2 separate regions of the Homo sapiens genome follow, and region 2 is linked to region 1. Evidence: chromatin loops called from intact Hi-C (ENCODE). Cell type or tissue: stomach. All regions are shown on one strand. Links, peaks and the distances in the headings refer to the core of each region. The heading gives the core; the rest is flanking DNA. Region 1 overlaps COL15A1 (collagen type XV alpha 1 chain). Region 2 overlaps COL15A1 (collagen type XV alpha 1 chain).

Region 1 (9,387 bases), core at 949-8,948:
ATAGCGGTGGTGGTAGTTAGTATTATCAGTGACATTAGCCTTCTTTTCTCTCCCATAAATTACTGCTTAGAATTGCCATGAAAGGCAGCTTTGTGCAATTTTCCCCTGGGCCTCAGTTTTCTCTTCTGCAAAATAGGGTGATACAATCTTTCTCATGAGACTGCAGTGAGGATCCAGTAGAGTTTTGAATGAGAAAATGCTTTGCCAAGTACAACTTGCCAGGGTATGAGGAACAATTAACATGGACAAAGGGCTCCAGACAGGAGTCTGGGGGGCTGGGATTGGCGTTTTTTTCTCAGATCAATGAAATCTGAACATGCTGAAATGCTATAACATAGCCAGTATAGCTTAATAGGCAGAATTCTCTGCCCCAGCCTGAAAATGGGTTGTCTTGAATAAAGTGCAGCTGACCAGAAGCTGGAACCTGGGAGTCAGCTTACTCCTCCTTCCCCGCCCCCGCCCCCAGGCAGGAAGCTATAGGCCAGGCCCAACTGCAGGAGCTGAAGGAACAACTTAATAATGATAATAGCCTGTGTTCCCTAAAGTGGGTTCAGTGGTGACCGCCAGAAAAGATATGTCCATGTCCTCATTTCTAAATATGTTCATTACATTTAGAGTCTTTGAGATGTAATTAAGTTAAGGATCTTGAGATAAAAAGATCATCCTGCATTATCTGGGTGGGCACTAGATCCAATGACAGGTGTTCTTATAAGACACATGGAGGGGGTTTGACAGACAGAAGAGGAAGAGGCAATGTGGCCACAGAGGCAAAGATTAAAATGAAGTGGACACAAGCCAAGGATTGCTGGCAGTCACCAGAAGCTGAAAGTGGCAAGGAATGGATTCCCTGCTAGAGCCCCAGGAGGAGTGCCACCCAGCCCACACACCTCCACTTCACACTTCTCGCCTCCAGAACTGGACAAGGATAAGTTACTACTGTTTTAAGCCACTCAGTTTGTGGTCGTTTGTTACCGCAGCCCTAGGAAACTCACACATTCACTGAATGCTTACTTACTGTGTGCTGTGTCCAAGCACGATTGCAAGTGAGTTGCCTGGACTGGGTCATCCAATACTCACAGTAACAGTGAGGAGGGTGTTCTTATTACCTTTGTTTTTATAGATGAGGAGGTTGAGGTGCAGAGGGATTAGGTCACACAGCTAGCAAGTGGCTGGGCCAGGTTTTGGACCCAGACAACCTGGGTTCAAACTCCATAGCCCGTCTGCTTATCCATGACGCCAGTGGTTCTCAAAGTGTGGTTTCTGGACCAGCAGCAGCAGTATCTGGGGACTTATTAGAGATGCAGATTCTCGAGACCTACTCCAGACCTACAAAATCAGAAACCCTGGGCTGAGGCCCAGCACCCTGTGTTTTAACCAGCCCCCTAGTGTCTCTGATGCACACCCTAGTTTGAGAACTGCTGTGCTGTTGAGGCAAAGATGGCATCCTACTACCTGAATGGAGGCCAGTCATGGGCAGTCATGGACCTGGAGACAAGAGCAGGCAGCCAGCAGCACAGACGTCTGGTGCAGGGGCCAGAGACCCAGGCACAGGGTGCAGGGGCAGGATTGTAACTGCTTCCACCATGGACCAACCCAGGCAGGGCCCCAGTACTAGATGGTAGAGACAGCGCTTTTCTGTGATCATAGCACAGCATTCAAGCCACCTCCCAGCCAGGCTGTTGGGATGCTAAGTCCCCTGAATCACTAGATCCCACTGATGGAAAACAGGAATGTCCTAGGGCCTGGGGTGAGGCAGCCAAGTGGCCCCAGCTGTGGGGGAAGAAGGCTGGCCAGCAGGAAGCCTGTCCAAGTCAGCCCCTGGAGGTAAGTGGATGTAGAGAGGCTTGGGCACTCCAGCCCCCTGGGTCAAGGCCTGTCAGGAGAGGGTTCTGCAGGCAGGGGGAAACTTGTGGTCTCCAACAGAGCTGTGGCTCCCCAGGGAAAGTCAGTACAGAGAAGGGTCGGCACACACCTTCCAGGAGGGGACTGCGGTGGCCAGGTCTACGAGTCATACTATCTCCCTAGGAACCCCCATTCCACCCCAGGGCCAGTTTCACAGAAAGCTCCAATTTCTCACTACTCTGTTATCTGTTCCTCACCTGTGTCCCTCAGCAGCCTGTGAGCCCTTCAGGAGGTAGGTAGCATGTTCTGTTTCATCTCCATATCTCCCAGTGTCACCCTCATCTCCCTAATGTGAGACCTTGCCTGAAGTAGGCATAAATTGAGCATTTGATGAATGAATGAACGAATGAATGTACAAATAATACACATGTGCATGAATGAATGAGCTTAATGGACTCTAGACTAGCGTGATTGTATGCCTGTCTTAACACATCATATTTATCATCAATCATAAAGAATTCTAATGAATGCCAGTAGTTGTCACAAGTAATCCCACCAGCACCATTTAGCTTAATATGCACTTAATAGCTTAGCTCTCACCTGATCCCCACTGTTGAGATATAATATAATATTAATAACCACACAGAGTCGATTGTAGCTTTGCTGGGGGCTGCAATCCCCTCTCCCTAAGCAGGAGGCTTTGAATGAGCAGCCTTCTGCAAAATGGCTGCCCTCGGCTCTCCTTCACTGAGATGAGAGTGACTCTCTTAAACACACTGGCTTCTCAGACTTCAGACTCATTTCCAGCTGCCTCCATCTTCCTCCCCTCTGCAACATGGTCTGGGTGGAGAATGTGAACAACCGGGCTTCCCCTTCTCTGTTATATACTGTTAGGGTCCTTGAGGTTTGGCTAGAGGCCTCAGGGAGGCTGCTCATGGCCTATCCGGGTGTCAGAGCATGAGCTGGGGCCATGGGGCAAGGTAGGATGGGACAGGCCAGCCCTGGAGATCCCAGGAGCAGAACGGTAAGATCCCTGGTCCTCCTGTGTGGAGAAGGCCCCCCATCTCCTCCATGGGGGTGCAGCATTGGGTTGGGAGGAGCACTGAATGATAGGAGGAGCTTGAAAGAGTATTTTAATTCTGAGCTTTCTAAGTCTTTCTCTAAGTGAAACATGGCCTGGGGTGTTTCTTGATTTCTTTGGCATGATTGATACTATGGGGTCAATGAAATCTCTTGAGTTGTTATCCACAGGCCTCAAGGCAGCCATAATTTACATCTCCCTAGGGGAGAATGGTCCTCTCTCTTCCCTCCCAGAAGAAGAGTCAGGAGGGGACCTTACTATCATTCATTCTATCCTGGGCCCAGTCTGGCCTTGTCCACAACCAGCATCCACTTTCCAACCCTGTCTGGACTTGGCGCTGGGCTGGGCTCTGGGGGAACAAGAGGACAAGGAATTGGGTCCCCTGGAAAAAAAGGACCAGACACCAACATGGGGCCCAGATACAGGTGACCTGGGCTGGGCTCTGGGGGATCAAGAGGACAAGGAATTGGGTCCCCTGGAAAAAAAGGACCAGACACCAACACGGGGCCCAGATACAGGTGACCTGAGCTTGGAGCCATAAGCAAAGGACAGGAAAGTCCTGTAGGGGCTTAAAGAGGGAGCACTCCCCGCCCACTGGGGGACACTGGGAAGGGGACCTGAAGGAAGGGCCAGTGGAGATAGGCCTGAGATGCTTCACACAGGTGAACACAGTGGAGTGAGCAGAGCATGAGCAAACCCACACAATTAGGAAAACAAGGGCCAAGTGAGTGATTCCAAGGATGGGAGAAATGGGACCCCGAGATAGCCTCCAGCATTGGAGCAAAAAGGAGAGAATTATGGATCCAGAGAGATTCAGACTTAGAAATGTTAATCTCACAACAGGCCAACCCTGAGCTCAGCACTTAGGTGCATTAGCTCACCTAACCTCAAGGCAGTCTGATGGGGTGGGGACTGTGGCTATGCCATTTTCAGATGAGATGACTGAAGCTGAAGGAGCTTAAGACTGCAGGCCTTAACTGCAGTGGTTGGGACTTCCCAGCTCTTGCTACTCTCAATTCTTTTTCCTTTAGGAGACTGGAGTCAGAGAGCCTCAAATGTCCAGCCAAGGAGACTAAAATTTATGCAACAGGCAACCGGGTGCCTTGGCAGATTCCTGAGGAAGGTTCTAGCTGACCATTTTAGGAGGAATCCTCATTTCACCCCAAGCTGCTGCCCTAGGCAGTTGGGTCCCCTTTCTTTTTCTTGCCAAGGAGAGGGTGGAATTGGGTGATCTGGAATGTGGTGCGAAGGCGATAGTTTGGCAACAGCAGGAGACATACTTTCTTGCAGCCTCTCAGCACTTGGCATGTTATGCCCTGGGCAAAATCAAGCTGCCCTGGGAACAGCCCGGGGCGTCCCAACAGATGAGCTTGTGTGAATTCAGCCAGGGCAGACAAGCAGCGCAGTCAGAACGAGCTCATAGCTTCAGTGGGCACCGTGAAATCTCGCCTACATTGGCCAAGGCGCTGATGAAGAATCAGGGTAACCTTCAGAGCTGGGAAGAACCTCAGAAAATACCCAGTCCAATGTCCCCAAGATGAGAAAACTGATGCCCAGACTGATGGTGTGACCAGCTCGAGCAGCTTTGGCATGTTGTATTCCCCCCACTGTAAGATCCAGGCCACTCTCTCCCATGACCCGGAAGATGGCATGGGAAAGGGCCTCATACAGAGCTTGGTACACACTAGGTACCCAATGTAGAAAGGAATGCATTTGAATCTGTGGTGGGGACCTGTGGTTCACATGCAATGACGTTGATGCTGCTGAGTAGGGGAAAAGAAATAACCAGAGAAATTTGTCCGAGGGTTGTTGTCAAACACACTGTGTCTTTCTACAGACTTTCCTGCTCAGTTGTGCAAAGAGACACACTCTCTGTGGGATGCTGGAGCCCCATTTGGCTCCAAAATGGGATTTGAGTTTAAGGGAACAGCCAGAACAGATGGTGACCCTGAAGTCATATTTTGAAACAGGCTGACTCTTGTTTAATTTAGATGAAAGTACAGCTTGACAGTCTCCAAATGTTTGCTGGAGGAACAGCCTGTGGACCACCAGAATAATGGGAGAGGGAATCAGACCTTCCAAGATGAAAACCCAGTGGACACCTCCTAACTAGAGACCAAGAATGGGGGGGTGGGAGGGGAGGTGACCTCGGGGGAACCCCAGGAGGACCAGCCTCCCCCAGAATGGTGCAGGGCAAAGGACGTGGAATTTGATGCCAGAGAAACTTGTATGTAAGTCCCTGCTCAGCCACGTACTAGCCAGGTGATCTTGGGCATGTTCTTTAACTTCTCTGAGCCTTAGCTTCCTTATCTGGAAATAGAGGTGGCAATACTTAGCTCTCAGGGTGGTGGCACAGGGCAAATGTCAGGTGCTAAGCATATTCTGTCCATTTTGTTCATTCATTCATTTGTTCATTCACAAATGACTATCAAGCACACACCGTCACATGCCTGGCACTGCAAGTCATGGAGATTTGGGGTGAACGGGATGGGCATGACCTTAACTTTGTGGGATGGATGGCTCAGCACTGGGTTCCCCATCCCTGGCTCTGAGCACTCCTGGGCATTACCTGCTGAGTAGCTCATATAGCCTCAGGAGGTAGGACTCCTATACCCATCACCCACCACCACCATCCAGATGAGGAAACCCACACTCTTTCTGAGCAATGTGCCCAAGTCACATAATTAAAAAAAGTGTTGAACCAGGATTTAAAGTTCATGTGATGTTTCCAAAGCTCAGCTCTAACCACACACTACTGTCAAGCACATCCCTGAGAATGGTACGGATGTGATCAAGCAGCACTGGGGAATTTCAAAATGGAGTGATGCCACCCACCTGGATATCAGAAGACGTAGTTCCAGACCCAGTTCTAGAACAAGGAACCTGTTGGGAGTCACATCGCTAAAATGTGTGTGACTCCCAGGAAGTTCCTTGCTCTCTTTGAACCTCCATCTTCCCGTCTGCAATTTGGGGGAGCTGGAATAGTTGATCCCCAAAGTCCAGCATTTTCTGAGGCCTCAGGTTCCCAGTGGGTTCTGATGGGAGTAAGGTGTTTGGGGGGACTTGCAGGCATTGTGAGAAGTGAGGCCCAGTGGGTCCTAGCTACCTAAGGTGCATAAATGGTGAACTGTGCCTTCTCACACAAGGAGCCTACGCTATGCAGCATGGACCACGCTGGGTGGAAGGCTGCCTCCAAAGAGTGATTCTTGGAAATCTTGAACCTGAGCAAGGCTGACCAGCCTCCCACATGCATATGCATGACAGCATTCTTCACATTCCACCCAAGATCTCCATGCTAAAGCAGCTCCACACGCTATTCCTGGAAAGGTAAACGTGGATGGAGAAATGAAAGCTTCTCATGGCCATCAACACACACATTTCTATTCATTCCAGAAGCATTTATTGAGCACCTGCTGTACAGCAGGCACTATTCTAAGTGCCGGAGATCCAGCAGTGATAGACAAGTTCCTTCCCTCTTGGAGCTGACAGTTCTAATCCAAAGCTTTGGAGGGCAGTGACCATCTCCATCTTGTCAATATCAAAGCATTAATAGCCCCCTCAACACACAGGTGTTAGGTATCTGTAGACAGAAAATGTCCATGTATCCTTTGCAATAATTCTAAATATCCCCCACAAGTTGGGGACCTCAAATCTGTATATAACATCATCTCTGCTAAAGCACTCTGTCATCAGATAAACCTGAGGGCCTGAGTCTAGCCAAAGAGCCCCCCAGGACCTTGAAAATTTAATTCTCTTGCTTTATCTTTAAAAGCACTTAAGTTTTGAATTCCACTCCAAACATGTGTGTGTGTTTGTTTTAATAATATAAAAATGTTCCAAATTATTCCCCAGTTGTTACTGGTCTCCTCACCACAAATTACCAACCACTGAGTAAAATCCTCCAGGAAATAAACAATGTGGCTCTTCGCATGCTAGTGTCACACAGCCAAGGACTGTGAGCACACCCATTTGAGAAGCAGGTCTCCAAAGGAATGGCTTGGACAGGAGAGGCGTAATGCATCCCCCACGTCTCACGGGTACAACCATGTCTAAAGGAATTGCTCCCCTGAGTGAAAGCATCTAAAAACCTCCCACCCGAGTTATTCCTCCCCAAACCGCATTTCTGTTCCCTGGCAAGAGAATTCTTCCTATGTTTACGGATGCACATTCTCAATACAGAGATCCAGAGAGAGATAAAAAATAAAAAGAGATCATGTCAGACCTGGATGACCTTAGCGCTGGTCCGACCTCTTCGTTGTATAGACGGGAGGAAGCTTTCCAAAGCCAGGACTGACTGGAGTCTAACCGCAGACAGCAATTGTTAGAAACCTTCCTCACTTGCCTCCACCACCTCTTTGCCAGGCAGCTGTCGTGGCCTGGGAGGCCCTGAGAGGCCAAGGTGGACCAGGGGCTCTTTGTGCTGGCTCCGGGCTTTCTTCTGACTCTGCCTTCCTGACATTTTACTGCAAGTCTCTTAAATTCTCTTCTCTTACGCTATGTAAAGGTAGAGACCCTTTGCCCCCGCCCTGAAGCAATTCACTGTCTGATAAGCAGAGGCAGGAGCAAGGCAGGTAGTAGAATCCAGGGCTTGACTGCACTCTACCTAGACCAAAGGCCTTTACCCCGGGTGGCCCTGGGCGGTAGTGCTGCAGGACTGACCGAGGGTGGGAAGCCAAGATGCTCCCCCAGGGCCAGGCTAGGAAAAACGGCTCCTGGGCGAAGGCCCTGCTTTCATCCCAGAAACTTCACCCTGCCTTCCTCCCTCAACGTGTTCGAGCCACATTCAGGCTGTCTCTTCCATCCTCTCCTCATTCTGTTTCTCTGTATCTGGAACATTCCACTCCTCTTCCAGCCCATCATCCCCACCTCCTTTCCTGGCTAAATCTGTTCACCCCTCAGATCTCATCTTAAATCCCATTCCTTGGGGAGACTCTCCTGACACCCTGGTACAGATGAGAGTGTCCTGGCATGTGCTTTCATAGCTCTCATTGCACTTTCTAACATTTTCTACCATTTATAAACATAAAGAGTCTTTTTGTACAATCCTTTATTTAGCATCAATGTCCCCCATTAGACTATAGGATCCTAGAGGGCAAGCAGCAAGCCTATCTTGCTTTTCATTTTCTGCCCAGGATATCACACATTGCTTGTATTCAGAGAACAGTCAATACATATTACATAAAAGTGGGTAAACAAATGGATGAATGAGAAAGCCCCCAGGTTACAACAGGCAGAATGGCCATTTCTACCAAGGGCAGAAACTCTGGAATGAATTCCATCCCACCCACTTTGCAAAGTCCTTGTTTAGCTATGTTTCACTTTCCCCACATCAGATTATGATTGTTTATCTCCCTCCACTGGAAGGTCAATGATTCTAAACTCCAAACACAAATGACTTGGTCCTGGCCCTTCCCATCCTCAGCAAGATGGACTTACAAATGAGTTCTCACCTCTGATGGAATAAACCCAATACAAGCAATGCTGAGAGAGGACACAGGACAGCTTAGGCACAACATCAGCTAGCACTGAGATGGAACCTTGTTACTGGCCACTCCCCTTCATTAAGGGCTTTCCATGTGCCAGGCACTGTGCTAAGAGCTTGGGGCGTTATTTCGTTTATAGTTTCCTCACTCTACAGATGAGGAAACTGAGGTTTCAAAAGGATTAGTACATTGTCCAAGGTCACCAACTGATACATGCAGAGCCTGGAACCAGGCCAGCTCTATCTGACTGCCCAGATTCAGCACTTGCCCTCCAAGCTACACAGCACTGCAGCTTACACTTGAGTGCCACACACATCACCTGGGGGCCTGGTTAAGGTACAGATCTGATGCCGTGGGTCTAGATCTGATGCTGTGGGTCTAGATCTGATGTTGTGGGTCTGAGGCAGGATTTGGGATCCTGTATTTCTTTTCTTTTTTTTCTTTTTTATTTTTGAAACAGAGTCTCCCTTTGTCACCCAGGCTGGGGTTCGTTCAGTGGTGTGACCTCGGCTCACTGCAGCCTTAACCTCTTGGGCTCAAGCGATCCTCCCACCTCAGGCTCCCAAGTAGCTGGGAGTACAGGCACATGTCACCACATCATGCTAATTTTTTATAGAGATGTTGTCTCACTATGGTGCCCAGGCTGGTCTCAAACTCCTGGCCTCAAGCAATCACCCTACCTTGGCCTCCCAAAGTGCTGGGATTACAGGTGTGAGCCCCTGTGCCCGGCCTTGGGACTCTGTTTCTAATGAGCTCCTGGATGATGCCCATGCTGCTGGTCCAGGGACCACAGTTTAAGCAACAAGTCTATCAAGGTGAAAATGCAGAGGATTTCCATAGGGCAGGCTGAGGAACAGCGCAAGCAAAGGCTTGGAGAAGGGAACATGCATGGTCAATTCAGAGACCAGCAAGCAGTTCAGGGTGGTAGAGCCAGGGTACGGGGAGGGATGTGAGAGGAGAAGAGGCCTTGAACTGCAACCC
Region 2 (9,387 bases), core at 848-8,847, 61 kb before region 1:
TACTGTGGTGAATTGGATTTTCTAAGGACATTACTCAATTTCAGCACACAGGAACCTCAAAGAACCTAATGGAGATGAGGATTCTTTTTGCTTGTGTGGCTTCTGAGACAGCACATCTTACTGCCTTGTGGATGTCTGTTGGTTTTCCTTCTGCTGTTTGTAATACTGATAACCAGTTTCTTTTCTGTTACAATTGACTATGGTCTATATGATTTTTTTTTTTTTTTTGAGATGGAGTTTTGCTCTTGTTGCCCAGGCTGGAGTGCAATGGCACGATCTCGGCTCACTGCAACCCCGGCCTCCCGGGTTCAGGTGATTCTCCTGCCTCAGCCTCCCGAGTAGCTGGGATTACAGGTGCCCACCACCATGCCCAGCTAATTTTTTGTATTTTTAGTAGAGATGGGGTTTCGCCATGTTGACCAGGCTGGTCTCAAACTCCTGACCTCAGGTGATCCACCCACCTAGGCTTACCAAAGTGCTGGGATTACAGGAGTGAGCCACCGTACCCAGCCATCTATTTGGTTTTATGGAGGCCTATAATCCAGATGTTGAACCAAACACTTCTGATAATGAAAGAAGATATAAAATAGGAAATTAGGCAACTATTTCAGTGTTTCATTTAAACATGTTGTTAGAAGGTCTAAACCCATTACTGCATCCTAGGCAAAAGCAGCTTACTTCTCTTTTCTTTCTTATACAAGGTTTAGAGAATTGTTCAAAGACCAATTGGGATTGCTTGGAGAAAGGGAAGGTGATGATGATCTAATTGTATTTCTCTTACATCAACGGAAAAGACAGAAGCTGATTTTACAATGACAGTTTGGCAGCTCAGTGAAATTACTCAAAGGCAATTACTGGCAATTCAGCATTCCACAGTAATTCTGGACACTGAAGAAAATTTCCAAGCACAAACTCTTTCCTGCCCAGGTGTCCCAGTACCTTTTGAGACTGCAGAATAACATGAATGACTTAGATTCTGAAAGTAGAAAATCAACAACAACTGTTAATACTAGGTGTGTTCCGAGAACTGAATGGCAGAATCTGCAGTGCAAAAGCAGAAAGGAATGATTTTTCAGAGATCCATCTTCTTCAGCAAGTTCTTCTGCATTCTTTCTAGAAACATTCTACTGCTGAGAAAGCAGGCTACTCCTCACCCATTCCTTCTTGGGCTAAAGATCTTAAGAGTTAGTTGATCATCTTGATTTGGGAAAAATAAAGTAAGGAATATTTCTATCATCGAACTCAGCATAGAATAATCTATTTGATAAATTCTTTTTGAGGTATCATTTAAAAAATATTTTAATTTGTATAATTTCAATACGTTTTTTGGGGAACAGATGGTATTTGGTTACGTGAGTAAGTTCTTCAGTGGTGATTTCTGAGATTTTGGTGCACCCATCACCTGAGCAGTGTATACTGTACCCAATCTGTACTCTTTTATCCCTCACTCCCTCCCACCCTTTCCCCCAAGTCTGTTGTATCAATCTTTTTTCAATTTTTTCTGGAGACGGAGTCTCACCCTGTCACCCAGGCTGAAGTGCAGTGGCGCGATCTCGGTTCACTGCAACCTCTGGCTCCCGGGTCAAGCGATTCTCCCACCTCAGCCTCCCGAGCAGCTGGGATTACAGGTTTGTGCCACTGCGCCCGGCTAATTTTTGTATTTTTAGTAGAGACGAAGTTCCACCATGTTGGTCAGGCTGGTCTTGAACTCCTGACCTCATGATCCGCCCATCTCAGCCTCCCAAAGTGCTGGGATTAGAGGTGTGAGCCACCGCACCCAGCCTGTTATATCATTCTTATGCCTTTGGGTCCTCATAGCTTAGCTCATACTTAAGATATTTGATGAATTCTTAATGAGCATCATGTTTTGATCTCAATCTCATATTTTATAATAATAATTATTATATAAAAAACATTTTTTTCCAGCTAAATAACCTGAACCTTATTCTTTGTAGAGAAAACTCCATTTTAGATAACTGCCTAGATTGGTCTATGTGCTGTGCTAAAGAGAAAGGAGGCTGATTTCACCACAGCAAATGGAAAGACTTCCCTATAAGTGGATCTATCCAACGGTGCAAGGCACTGCCTGGGCAGGAGATGAGTTCCTTGTCACTGGAGGTATGCAAGTTGAAGGGCAGATATTGTTGATGGGGAGTCAAAGATCAAACGAATCATTGGATCTTATGATCTACTACAGCCCTGAAGCTGTTCATTTCCTTTAGCACATTTTTTGTTATTTTACATACTGAATATGCACCTTGGTTTATTAGGGACTTTTTTGGTTTTGTTTTGTTTTTAAGGTAAATATCATGTGCAAAGTTTCCTGCCAGCTCTCCAGATGCAAATTTCCAAGTTCTTCCAAGTCTGTTTTTGCTTGATCAGAAAACCTCATATGTGCACAGTGCAACAAATTGAGATGCATAGCAAATTTCAGAAACAAATGTGATTGATCTCCAACATTCACCCTAGGCAAGCCTGCTGCTCCTTGCACTGCTGATTCTTCAAGCAGCTGCAGAGTGCCTGTGCAAGGGTGTTTTGTATGCAGTTGTGGGTGTGGGTATCTTTAAGTTCGAGACAGAGTATGGGAGGGGTGTGTGTGGGTGGGTGGGGGGAAGCCTGGAAGAAGAACAGGTAAGAAGAGTGTAGGTCTGTGGTGCTTCCTGCAAAATTTAATTTCTGTAAAACTGTTGGTACATGTAAAATGAGTTCTATAAAGCTTGACAATTGTATCTTTTTCTGAGAAATAAGCTTTCCACGAAAATTGAGTTATGGTTCCAATTAAAATAAACATACTCCAGAGCTGACGGAAACTAGAAATTCAGTTCAGTGATGATGGTGGTGTCTACAGAGTCAGCATTTTCCACGTCTTTGTCCATGAGAGGTTCACAGAAGGCCCCACTTCTGATCCCAGCTGAGATCTCTCTTCCTCCTCTAGACCCCAGTAAAACCCACTGATCGCATCCCTAGCACAGGGCTCACCTTGTCTTTATTGCCTTCCTTTGACAGACATGGCTTATCTCATCAAGCTGGGAACACTGCAGAGGCAGAAAGCACCCCCTACACATACACGCCCCAGGTAGCACCAGCACAGGCTTGCAGACAGGAGGCAGGACCAGCTTACAGACAGAGAATGAAGAGGATGAAGGCAGGCCAGACTCTGGGAAAAGTAGACTAATGGTGTCTGAAAAAAGTTTCATTCATGCATCAAACACTAATAGAGGCTTGTGCTAGGTTCTAAGGAGAGAGAGGCAGTACTATGCTCTATGTCAGGGTGGGGGTGAGGAGCAGACAGGTAAGCTAACACCTTTAGTGTCACTGGCAAGGGAGGTTCTCAATAGCATGGGAACTTCCTATGATGCTCATAGAAAGGGGAGGAAGGAGGGGTGCTTTCTGCTCATAATGAGTCAGGGAGAGCTCCCCAGAGGATGTATCTGAACTGGGTCTTGGAGGATGACAAAAGGAAAAGGACATCCCAAACAGGGAGAAAACCATGTGCAAAGGCCAGGAGGACAGAAGGGAAGAGCGTGCCCAGAGCATTTGGGCAGAACCAGCCCACTGGCCAAGAGGCCGTGTGAGGAGTTGGGGGATGCACTACAGAGGCAGCTTGTGCGAATCAGGAAGGGCCAGATGTCTGCACAGAGCTAGGGTGTGTCCTGCAGGCAGTTGAGCCCTTGATCTTTTCTCAGTAGCCAGGGCAGGGGCTGACGAGAGCCTGCTACAGGAAGGTGAACTGGGCAGGAGGCTGGAGGGTGGGTGGAGAGAATGGGACAGCAACTGGGAGCCCAAGGCCACCGTGCGAATGAGAAGAGATGAGTCCAGCTCAGTGGGGAGACAAAAGTGAGAGATGTGGAGGTCAGACTGGGCCATCTTGGCACTGACCAATCATACCAGGAAAGGGAGGGAAGGAGGAGTTAGAGAAGATTCCATTTCTCGCTCCAGGTGACCAGGTAGATGGCAACACCATTCACTGAAGCTAGGGGCAGACAAGAGTGGGCAGGGAAGGTGCTGAGTTCAGGCTTGGGCATGATGAGTCCCATGATGGAGACATCCAGCAGAAGTGGCCAGCAGGGGATTTCAGGAGGCCAGGGGGTCAGTCACATAAGAGGCAAGGTCAGGTTTAGGGGTCAGAGAGAGTAGTGTGGGCCTGGTGGCTCCCATGTGGTGGGACCCTCCCGTGTTCCCCGTACCTTCTCCCCTTTCATCCCGGGAAGGCCGGTGGCTCCATCAACTCCAGGCTGTCCCTCAGGGCCCTGGGGAACATCAGTGACAATCAACCCACAACATTTCTGCTAAATATCACATACACACGCTTGCTAGAAAAGGAGGGCAGGGTTGGGAGGCAGGTGAGGCTGGTGGGCCCAGGGCCTCATGTCAGGTGCAAGGCAGGAACCTAGTCCTTGGCCCAGGCTGGGTCACTGCTGACTGTGCACCTGTGGCTAACTGTCCTTCACTCTCTGGATTACATTTCCTCCTCTATGGGGAAGTTAGAGACAGGGTTGGACCAGATGGTCTCCAAGGGTCTCCTACCCCAGGCCCAGCCCTGATGGCCTATGATTCCAAGATTCTTTATGAATCTGTGTCTCCTGTACAGACGCTTCTTGACTTACAATGGGGCTACATCTGATAAACCAATTGCAAGTTGAAAATATCTTAAGTCCAAAATGCATTTAATACACCTAATCTACTGAACATCATAGCTTAGCCTAGCCTAACTTAAACATACTCAGAACACTTCCATTAGCCTATAGTTGGGCAAAGTCATCAAACACAAAGCCTATTTTATAATAAAGTGTTGAAAGTGAAAACAGAATGGCTGTATGGGTACTCAAGGTAAAGTCTCTGCTGAATGTGCATCACTTTGCACCACTGTAAAGTCAAAAACATCTTAAGCTGAACCATTCGTAAGTAGGGGGCCATCTGTATTGACTATGATAAAGCAGCAAAACAATACGTAGGATGATGTTTTTCTTGGCTGCTGCTTCTTTCGAATCTCAGCAATGATTCAGATGAGGAGGATTTCTGTTTACAAACAGCTAGCTGCTCTCTCCCCATCGCGAACCTTGGACAGTGCTGGGTTTTGCAATCTGTACACCCCTCCCCTGCTAAAGGAAGCCCCACAGCCACAGAGATGGGGAGAAGACTTCAGTTGCTCACCGGGGGCCCAGGTTCACCAGCAGGTCCATCCTCTCCAGGAGATCCAGGGGGTCCCATGAAAACATCAGTTCCTGGTTTTCCTGGAATCCCAGGTAAGCCAGGTGGCCCTGGGGGTCCTGGAGGACCCTAAAAACACAAAGACTCTGTTAGAAACAGTGGGGGAATACCGAATGAGATACTGAGTATGTGCTTCATGCAATCTCTCAAATTCTTTCAACAATCCTACATGTAGGGTTTGGTGATCCCACTTAGCAGATGCGGAAAATAAGGCTCAGTGAGACCATGCGACTCAAGGGCTCTCAGACACACAGCTAATTAGTAGCAGAACTGGGATTTGAATCTCAGTCTTTCTGAGCCCATCATATCGTGTTTTCTCCCAAAAGGCTGAATACAAGAAAGATCCAATTAGTTGGAATTCTGAGAGGTGCTCTGGTGAACTTAGTTTTCTGATTAACTGTGAGGTCAGTCAGGACAGATCACAAGGTCAGGAGATCAAGACCACCCCAGCTAACATGGTGAAACCCTGTCTCTACTAAAAATACAAAAAATTAGCCGGGCGTGGTGGCCGGCACCTGTAGTCCCAGCTACTCGGGAGGCTGAGGCCGGAGAATGGAGTAAGTAAACCTGGGAGGTGGAGCTTGCAGTGAGCCGAGACCGCGCCACTGCACTCCAGCCTGGGCGACAGAGCAAGACTCCATCTCAAAAAAAAAAAAACAAAAAAACAAAAAAAACTGCTTGTGGTGTAGCCTTGTTTTTAAAACTCTTTCTGAAGTGCACTAGTGTTTTTAGCCCATTGCTGGGTTGGCTGATCCCACCAGGCTGGGAGATTCATTTGGCTCCCATTCCATTTAACCACGGAGTCCAGAACCCTTCTAGCCCTGGCCATGAGGAGTGGGCAGAGGGGCAGCCAAGTGGAGCTTTCAACCAGGGATTCAGCACAGGCTCTCAGGGACAGAGGCACCAGCTGCAGCTAGAGAAGGTAGAAGCTCCCCAGGGGGCAATTTCAGAAAGGACTGGTGGAGCTCCAGCCTTGGCAGGAGGCCAGGGGAGCAAGAGGCACCAAAGAGAAAGAGTAGCCTGGAGAGGGAGGCAGGGAGGGAATGCATAAGGGAAGGAGATTTCAGGAAGGTTCTGGAAGCTGAAGTAGAATAGCCACCCAGAGACAAAACCAGCAGGTCTCTTTAATGAATAGGGTGAGAGGAGGGGGAGGGAGGATTGAAAGCCAGTTGGCAGAGGTGAAGGGCACTGGGCACACCTGCTGCAGGGCAGCCTGCTCAAGAAGCCCACCAGGGAAAGGAAGAAGGTGGGGTGAGGAGGTCCTGAAGATAAATGTAGGCTCGTACTCACTTACAATGCAACTGATCAAAGTGAACAATTTCAAACATATATACAAGCACAAGGAAAAGTAGAATGAACCCCCATGAGCTCACTGCCGGCAACCCCAGCAGCAGCCAATCCAGTTTCATCTGTCCCTGGCCCCCACGTCCCTCCCTCTGGGGTTATTTTGAAGGCAGTCCCAGACACCAGGTCGTGTCCTCCTTCACACTCACTCTCAGCAGCTGCTCACTGCCCACCAGGTCACCAGAGCCAGAGCCGACGTCCGAGCCCCAGCCTAGGCCAGAGCCCTCTGCTTCTGCTCCTGCCTGGAAAGAGAAGAAATTTCCACTACTTGCATTTAACTGCCAGACTCCAAGGACAGCCACGTCACTGAGTTTTCTCCAAAATGGGGAAATGTTTCCTATATCCTATAGCCCGATAACTTCTGCTCCCCGTTTTCTCTCTGACTTTTCTCCCACTCCCCTCTACAGCTACCCTTCTCTCTTGCCGCCTCCCAGCTGTGCAGCCCACTCATGTCCTCGGCCTCCTTTCCTGCCTTTCAATTCCCAACTCATCCTTCAAGGCCCAGTTCCGCAGTCTCCTCCTACACGAAGCCCTCCCTACCCCGTTTCCAGGCAGAATTCTCTCCCTCCACAGTGCTCCCACTAGCCTCTGTCAAGGTCTCAGTGAGATGCTAGGACCACCTGACTCGAAGCTTAGTTGTGCGTGGGTCCATCGGCTCCTCTAAACTAGGGCTCAAGAGCCAGCCCAAACCTGAGACACACTGGGTGCCCAGAGTCCAGCAGGAGGCCGAGCACCCAGAGAGCCCTCAGTGCATACTTGAATGGCATCAAATGTATCTGAAGAACAAGGGGAATCTTCAAAACACCTTTCCAGCACTTAACTCCTGAAGACAGGAACCAGGCAGGGCCTAATTCATTCATTGAATGTGTGTGTACTGAGCACCCCCTGAGAGGCACCCAGAAGAGCTGGGTTTGGGGGTTACAGCTGTGTTTAGGAAGGTCACAGTGGTGGGAACATGTGTGTGGGGGAAGGGAAGTGGTGACATGGAGGCGGAGAGACCAGTTAGGAGGCTGGTGCCATCGCCCAAGAGAGGAGGAGGAGGCACTGCACAGCTAGACTCAGGGGGACATGGGGACACACTGGGCAGGGCTGGGGAAGGCAGAGGACCACTCAAGGATGTTTCTCTCTTGGTGACCACATAGATGGGGTGCCATCCTCAGAGATGGGGAACCCAGGAGGAGAAGCAGGTCTGGGGCATGGGTAATGAGTCCAGCTTGGGAAGTGTTGAGTTTGAAGAACTTCTGGGATGCTCAAGGTGCAGGATTTAAACTGGATAGAAATCAGTTCTGCTGCTGCACACTGCAGAGTCCTAGTAGAGGCAGAAAGCCCTAGGGTCTGACTGCAAGATACTTTGGGGGCCAAAAAGGAGAGTCCTCAGCCTGTGGCTGTTTTGGCCGCATCCCTGGTCTTACACCTGTGTGTGTGACAAGCCTGGATGGGAATCTCACCGTGGGTCCAACAGGCCCAGAAGGTTCAGGAGGGCCAGGAAGCTCCTCCCCAGCATCACCCTAAAGAGAACAAAATGGTCAGTGAACGGCTGGAACTCTGTTCCTACCATCTCCCCACCTTTCTGTAGAAATCGTGCTCATCTTTAAAATCAGGATCACACAGGAAAGAAAAATGGCATTGTCCTTTGCAGAGACAGCTTAAGGGAATGCCTTGTCCCACCCCAGGGCTCAGAAGCCCTTTGTTTCTGTGCCATACTTGGAGGGCACAGGCTGTGGTGGAAAGAGCTGACCAGTATGAGCACGCATCACACACACCCTCCCTTCTTCCAGGATTTATCCCCACCCTCTGATCTGGGCCCTGCTAGAGCACCAGTGCTCAGTGCTCAGGCCCAGTGTGGACTCCCCTGAAGCCTGCCCTGCCCACCTGCTCCTCTCACCAGGGCGTGTGACCTTTACAGGAACATCATTGCTCACAGTCTGCCCCTCTGGGACCATGTGCCCCTCAAGGGCAGGCACAGTGCCTGAATCACCTCCAGGTCCCAGCACCTGGCACAAGGCTAGTGCCCCAGAAAATGCTTTTCGAATGACAGAAGCACACATTTGGAAAAGAGGCAGATGAAAGAAAATGACAGAGTGGCATCCCAGGAGGTTTTGGCTGTCAAAAAGGGCCCAGAGAAGTGGCTTCTCTGACAAATAAGGTGACAGGATGGCCAGATCCACCAAAAGGAGAGAGGAAATGTCCACAGTAAAGTCCCCAAATCTGTGTGCCTCCTGCTACACCCCAGAGCCCTGCTCCATCTGAAGTCCACTGAGGTAGCCAGAGGCAGAGAGAAGTGAGGACACCGCCCTCCCCAGCCCTGGCCCTCCCTTCCCCACACCCCGGTGGGCACTCAGGAGGCCCCAGGACGGGAGCATCATCTGCTGCAAGGAACGGCCTCTGTGCAGCCCAGAGGGAGGTGAGACAGGCAGAGGACCAGGGTCATGGTGGAGATGAGAAGGCTCCCAGAGGCAGCCAAGCTGCTGCCTATGGCCAGAGCAGGCTCCCTGGGCAGGATCTCTTGACTGGGGTCACTGTGGACACATCCCCCTGGGAACAGCTTATCACCAATAGGTGTTTTGGTAAGAGGAATTTGTTATTCCCGCAGTGACTGACACCAGCTAAAGCACTTCTATAAACATCCCCTCACGTCATCCCACACCGCAGGGTCATCATCACCACCTCCATTTTACAGATGGAGAAACTGGAGCAAAGAAATAGTAAAGAACTTTCGGGAGATCCCACAGCTACAAAAAGGCAAACCTAGGCCTGTGGTCCTCAAAAGCTCTTGTCTGCCCAACATTTTCCCAGGAAGAAAATCAGGGGCAGAGCCCAGAGCCCGGACAC

The links. A loop is a pair of places that touch in the nucleus more often than their neighbours do. Peaks named below come from ENCODE experiments on the same cell type or tissue, not always from the same donor. Only the 100,000 strongest peaks of a DNase experiment are listed, where the experiment ranks them.
Region 2: a loop joins it to region 1, with 3 times the contacts of the local background. A loop is called at or near these places in 5 of 110 quality-filtered maps.

The regions. Positions count from the first base shown.
Region 1 is chr9:98,959,876-98,969,262 of GRCh38, reverse strand. All of the region lies in intron 2 of COL15A1 (collagen type XV alpha 1 chain), which reads right to left. Among named protein-coding and RNA genes, the nearest start is that of COL15A1-AS1, 20 kb to the right of the region's middle. RefSeq lists enhancers at 5,923-6,507, 7,008-7,508. In stomach, for the core only: no CTCF peak of the experiment used is centred there; a DNase peak (open chromatin) is centred at 4,832; H3K27ac peaks cover 1,948 bases.
Region 2 is chr9:99,020,767-99,030,153 of GRCh38, reverse strand. It overlaps COL15A1 (collagen type XV alpha 1 chain), which reads right to left. Exons shown (of 42, transcript NM_001855.5): 13 at 8,004-8,063; 14 at 6,705-6,797; 15 at 5,155-5,280; 16 at 4,188-4,250. Among named protein-coding and RNA genes, the nearest start is that of TGFBR1, 80 kb to the left of the region's middle. In stomach, for the core only: no CTCF peak of the experiment used is centred there; no DNase peak of the experiment used is centred there.